2 separate regions of the Homo sapiens genome follow, and region 2 is linked to region 1. A link is an interaction called in ENCODE POLR2A ChIA-PET data of the cell type or tissue named here. Cell type or tissue: A673. All regions are shown on one strand. Links, peaks and the distances in the headings refer to the core of each region. The heading gives the core; the rest is flanking DNA. Region 1 has its middle 110 kb from the start of P2RY1. Region 2 overlaps LINC02066 (long intergenic non-protein coding RNA 2066).

Region 1 (2,929 bases), core at 111-2,610:
AAGAGAGGGAGCAAGAGAGGTTCCAGGCTCTTTAAACAACCAGCTCTTGCATGAATAGAGTGAGAACTCACTCATTACTACAGGGAGGGCACCAAGCCATTCATGAGGGCTCCACTCCCATGACACAAACACCTCCGACAAGGCCCCATCTTCAACACTGGGGAATCACATTTCAAAATGAGATTTGTAAGAAACAAACATCCAAACCATCACATTTAGAACTAAGTTTTAACATATGAATTTGGAGACAAGGGGGCATAAACATTCAGCCTATAGCATTGGGTAGAGAAAAGTTTATGAAATAGAACACAGAAACACATTAAAGATTACAAACTGGAGTACATTAAAATAAATACTTTGTGTTCATCAATACTATTAAGAGTGAAACTGCATCATTAAAGTATACCTTTTGGTTGCGTGTACTTCTCTGTATATGTTTTATTTCACACAATTGCACATACACATGAGTCACATACTTGGGAGAGTGACTTACATCCTTCTTGGGGGGTAATCCGTGAAGGAAGAAGTTATTGAGAGAGAGAGATAGAGAAAGAGAGAGAGAGAGAGAGAGAGAGAGAGAGAGAGAGAGAGAGAGAGAGAGAGAGAGAGACAGGACCTACAGGCTCCTTGAAGTGAAAGGGGGAGTTGCATGTTATGGACCAGGGAAGAAGATGCTGTTAAAGCACAAGAAAGAAAGTGAGAAGCCCAAAAATTTGGGGCTGGAGCGACGGTGAGGCCCAGTCTCTGCAGTGTCTGGTAACTGTGCTGAAACACATATTTCTCTCTACCTTATATGTGGTAGGTTATTGTGAAAAGCTCAATCTCTTGATTCTTGGGATTCTCTTCATTAAGTGCTTCTTCCTGTAAAAACCACATTACAAAAAATGAAATCGTTATGTATAGTTTTACCTTTTTTTCTATAGGATTTTACCTTTTTTTCTATAGGATTGAAAAGAACAAAATCACCTTTTCATGAAATCTGATTCAGATACTAGATGGCAATCCGACAATGCTGCTTTAACATGATTGCCGATTAATGAGTTCAAATTTTATAATCTTCAGTATGTATTAAAGAGAACAAATAGCAGTTTAAGCATTAAACAAATTAACAATGAAAATGATTTCTAACTATTTGGTAAACTTTGGCAGAGAAGAGCTCAATATTTCACACCCAATCAGGATCTGTCCTGTGATATATTACCACCATGAATAAAAATGTTATACCGTATATGGTTATCTTTCCCTAAAGTCAAGAATGTTAATTTGTGACCTCTGGAAATAAACTCATCATAGTTTCTAAATATCTTGACTCTGAGCTTTAAAACAAAAGCAACTTGTTGTAAATATTTAGTCAGTCATTATTAAATAGATCAGCTCAGCGTGACTATTCCAGCTGGAGGAGGAGAACAGATTTCTTGCTGCCCATGTCACTGTATAAACCATTGTTTAAATAAGGCTGAGAATGATGGAACTGATTATTTCTGCTCCTGGTATTCATTACATTTTCACAACACACTTGCCAATTAGAGTCCACATAATCTTAGAGCTAAAAGGAAGTCTGCAGTTAAAGCTTTCAGGTTATTTCCATCACTTGAATTTTCATTTGTAGGAAGTAATAAGGAGGAATATTTCTTTTGTGAAGTGAAAAAATTTATAGGTGTTTTGTGACTAGATATGTGGAGTGAGATATAGCTAGCATAAATCTAGCTCATTTGTCTGCAATAGAACTACCTATGCAATAGTGATAATTTTTTCTTGTCTTGATTCCTAATCACAGTCTATATTGCACAGTTTTTCTTTCCTTCCTTCCTTCCTTCCTTCCTTCCTTCCTTCCTTCCTCCCTCCCTTCCTTCCTTCCCTCTCTCCCTCCTCTCTCTCTTTCTTTCTTTCTTCTCTTTCTTTTTTTCTCTGGAAATAGAGTCTTGTTCTGTCACCCAAGCTGGAGTGCAGTGGCATGATCATGGCTCAATGCAGCCTCCACTTCCCATGCTCAAGCAATTCTCCCACCTCAGCCTCCTGAGTAGCTAGGACTACAGGCACACACTACCACGCCCAACTAATTTTATTTTTTTTCTTTTTTGTAGAGATGGGGTCTCATTATATTACCCAGGCTGTTCTTCAACTCCTGGCTCAAGCTATTCTTCTGTCTTGGCCTCCCAAAGTGTTGGGATTACAGGCGCAAGCCACTGCCCCGACCCACAGTTTTCAAAAAGAATATTCGAGTACAATTATGCATGCTGGTCTCTAAATACCTTCACGTCTGAAGTGTACTTTTAAATTTATGTCTACATGTAAGTTTTTCCTAAGAAAACTTACCAGAAGTCTAATTAATATTAAAAATATTTTACCCATCTGCCCATAAGAAGACTCATCTCAGACAATAGAATAGAAAAGGCCAAAATGTGATAAAGTTGAGAGGTGTAATTCATTATTGTTATTGCACTATCCATATGCGTTTCCAATTTGGAAACACATACACTTTTATGGATTCTAAAATTATACATTATTTTCTATATTTCTTAAAATTAACCCAATACAGTAATTACTGCATTTATTTATTTTTTTGGTGTTGATGATTAATAATTAAGCTTTCTCTGTTCCATTTCGTTTTCGAAGAATTTTCCTCATTATTCAAATTTAGAAAATGAAATTTTAATTTAGATCATGCCCCGCAAGATGTAACCACTCTTTTCTCTCATACGATACTTGACCACCTTAAAGGATATGAGTGAAATCTTCCAAACACTTCATGTTGTAAACACATTTACAGTAAAGTTATTTTACTTTGTTTTTTAAAAAATGAATGAAAACAGATACGGTGCCGTGTAAAGTTAACTCCTCTATAAAGTTAGCTTTTCTAATTGCCATATAAAGGAGGATAATTTGATTTCAATTTCCACAGCTACAGTGTAAGCTGCTGCTCATCTGG
Region 2 (2,929 bases), core at 204-2,703, 1.1 Mb before region 1:
TACACTGTTGGTGGGACTGTAACCTAGTTCAATCACTGTGGAAGTCAGTGTGGCGATTCCTCAGGGATCTAGAACTAGAAATACCATTTGACCCAGCCATCCCATTACTGGGTATATACCCAAAGGACTATAAATCATGCTGCTATAAAGACACATGCACACGTATGTTTATAGCGGCACTATTCACACTAGCAAAGACTTGGAACCAACCTAAATGTCCAACAACGATAGACTGGATTAAGAAAATGTGGCACATATATACCATGGGATACTATGCAGCCATAAAATATGATGAGTTCATGTCCTTTGTAGGGACATGGATGAAACTGGAAACCATCATTCTCAGCAAACTATCGCAAGGACAAAAAACCAAACACCGCATGCTGTCACTCATAGGTGGGAATTGAACAATGAGAACACATGGACACAGGAAGGGGAACATCACACACCGGGGACTGTTGTGGGGTGGGGAGAGGGGGGAGGGATAGCATTAGGCGACATACCTAATGCTAAATGACAAGTTAATGGGTGCAGCACACCAACATGGCACATGTATATATATGTAACAAACCTGCACGTTGTGCACATGTACCCTAAAACTTAAAGTGTAATAATAATAAAATAAAAAAATAAGAAAAGGTAAAGTGAAGTATAGGAATTGGAAGTGAGGTAACAGAAACAGTAAAAAAAAAAAAAAAGAAGCCTGTAATGTAATAATTATGGTGATATCAATGAAAATTGAAACTTTTACTAAAAGCAATGACAGCTATTCTTGTAATGATAGATGACTTTGGAAAGCCTATGAACTTCTAAAATATGTTTAAAAGCATTTGCTAAGGTCAGAAAAATTTTAATGCCACATTTTTTGGTAAGTTTTGTTTACATATTTACATTTGAAAAAATATGCATGAAACCTCTATTTTGGGTCAGACAATGTTCTACCCTCTAATGTTACATTTGATTAAAATGCATATGTTAACTGAAAGCTACTTCATTTATAAGATTGAATGTCAAGGTTTTTTTGTGAGTTATAGCTATGAAAAGTAATTTACCCAAAATGATGGTGTGTTTTTTCACCTTTAATGTCTATATCACTATTTTTAATTTATAATTTTCTTAAACAATTTTTATATTTATTTCACCATATAAATACAGACTTAATTTTCATTTTAAATTTCTCTTATTACATATTAAAAGCTAGTACCTAAAAAGAACTACTTTTCTCCTATATTGTTCCATGTATGCTGTGTCTTAATTACTTTACTCTTCTTTTACTTAAAATAAATTAGAGAACTCTGAATATGTGAAGAAATTTGCAGTAATGGGAAATAAGACATTCAAATTATGCTGGGCATATGAAATAAGCTTAATGAGAACCTAACAGTGCGGAAGTAGGAAAAATTTTAAGTACGCTCTTTATGGATCAAATAAACTACAAAGGGAAGGAAATATGAAGCGCTGAAAGGAAACTATAAAAAGCAAGGGCAGATAAAAATTATGAGCTTTAAGGGAGTGATTAAATAGAGCTTTAAGGGAGTGATTAAAATAGCATACAAAGGTCGAGAAGAATCCTTTTTAGGATAAAGATAGAAAAATATTAACAGTAATTCTTAAAATGGCAAAATATTCAGTTAAGCATTTAACTATCAACTGTGACAACTTGGAGTTATGTTAATTTATAGGGATTCGTTTATTTATCCACTTACCAAATATTTATTTTGTTTTTGTTTGTTTGGTTGGTTTTGTTTTTTGAGGTTTTTTTTTTTTTTTTTGAGATTAAGTTTCACTCTTGTTGCCCAGGCTGGAGTGCAATGGCGTGATCTCGGCTCACCACAACCTCCGCCTCCTGGGTTCAAGTGATTCTCCTGCCTCAGCCTCCCAAGTAGCTGGGATTACAGGCATGCGCCACCACACCCAGCTAATTTTGTATTTTTAGTAGAGACAGGGTTTCTCCATGTTGGTCAGGCTGGTCTCGAACTCCCGACCTCAGGAAGTGATCCTCCCGCCTCAGCCTCCCAAAGGCCTGGGATTACAGGCATGAGCCACCGTGCCTGGCACTAAATATTTATTTTGTTATTACTCTTTTATTTTCTATTTTGTTTCATTCATCCAACATATATTTCAGTCTTCAAAAATAATGCCAATTAAGTGTAACTTAATGTATAGAATTAACTAAAATCTAACATATAAAAACATAGAATGGTGTTATTATATCCTTTTCTTTTTTATGGACATTCATTAAGTAAAAACATCTCTTAAAGGAGAGAGTGGTTTTGTATCTTGGAGAATTCTTTCATAGAAAACACACACTTCCAAAATAAATACTTAGGCCCCTTTAAAGGATATTTTAAACATAGAAAAGGCAGAATATCAATGCAAAAGACTAATATATTTGGGCACATAAAAGTTAAACAAAAACCTTTTCTACATTAAAATATTTAAATTCATTATTGACAAGCTGAGTAAAAATGCTTTCCACAAATAAGTTAACTGATTGATTAATATTCTAATTTATAAAGAGCATCTATCCATTCATGCATCTATGTATCATCTATAGAAACCTCTACGAAATGCGTCTTATTCTGTTTTCTGTTGCTATAACTGAATATCTGAGACTGGGTAAGTTATAAAGAAAAAAAATATTTTTTACAATTCTGGAGACTGGGAAGTTCAAGGTTGAGGGGTGGCATCTGGTAAGGGCCTTTTTACAGGTAAGGACCCTCTGTAGAGTTTCAGGGTGGCACAGGACATCACATAGTGAGAAGGCAAGGCTGCCTGAAGCCTTTAGGGCCCAATGCCTGCACTGGTGAGCCCAGGATGCTGGAAATGGAGTCAAAGGAGATTATTCTCCAGCTGTAAGATTTAAAGTAGTTTTCCCTGTTGGGGTTTAGACTTACTTGGGACTTGATACTACTTTCTTCTTCTCCTC

What was found. Peaks named below come from ENCODE experiments on the same cell type or tissue, not always from the same donor. Only the 100,000 strongest peaks of a DNase experiment are listed, where the experiment ranks them.
Region 2: POLR2A ChIA-PET joins it to region 1 with 6 read pairs; 1 of 35 experiments calls an interaction of 5 or more read pairs at or near these places.

The regions. Positions count from the first base shown.
Region 1 is chr3:152,727,140-152,730,068 of GRCh38, forward strand. No RefSeq gene overlaps it. Among named protein-coding and RNA genes, the nearest start is that of P2RY1, 110 kb to the right of the region's middle. In A673, for the core only: no CTCF peak of the experiment used is centred there; a DNase peak (open chromatin) is centred at 1,672; H3K27ac peaks cover 2,500 bases.
Region 2 is chr3:151,614,210-151,617,138 of GRCh38, forward strand. All of the region lies in intron 1 of LINC02066 (long intergenic non-protein coding RNA 2066), which reads left to right. It also overlaps a transcript of IGSF10 not described here. Among named protein-coding and RNA genes, the nearest start is that of MIR5186, 50 kb to the left of the region's middle. In A673, for the core only: no CTCF peak of the experiment used is centred there; a DNase peak (open chromatin) is centred at 1,452; H3K27ac peaks cover 443 bases.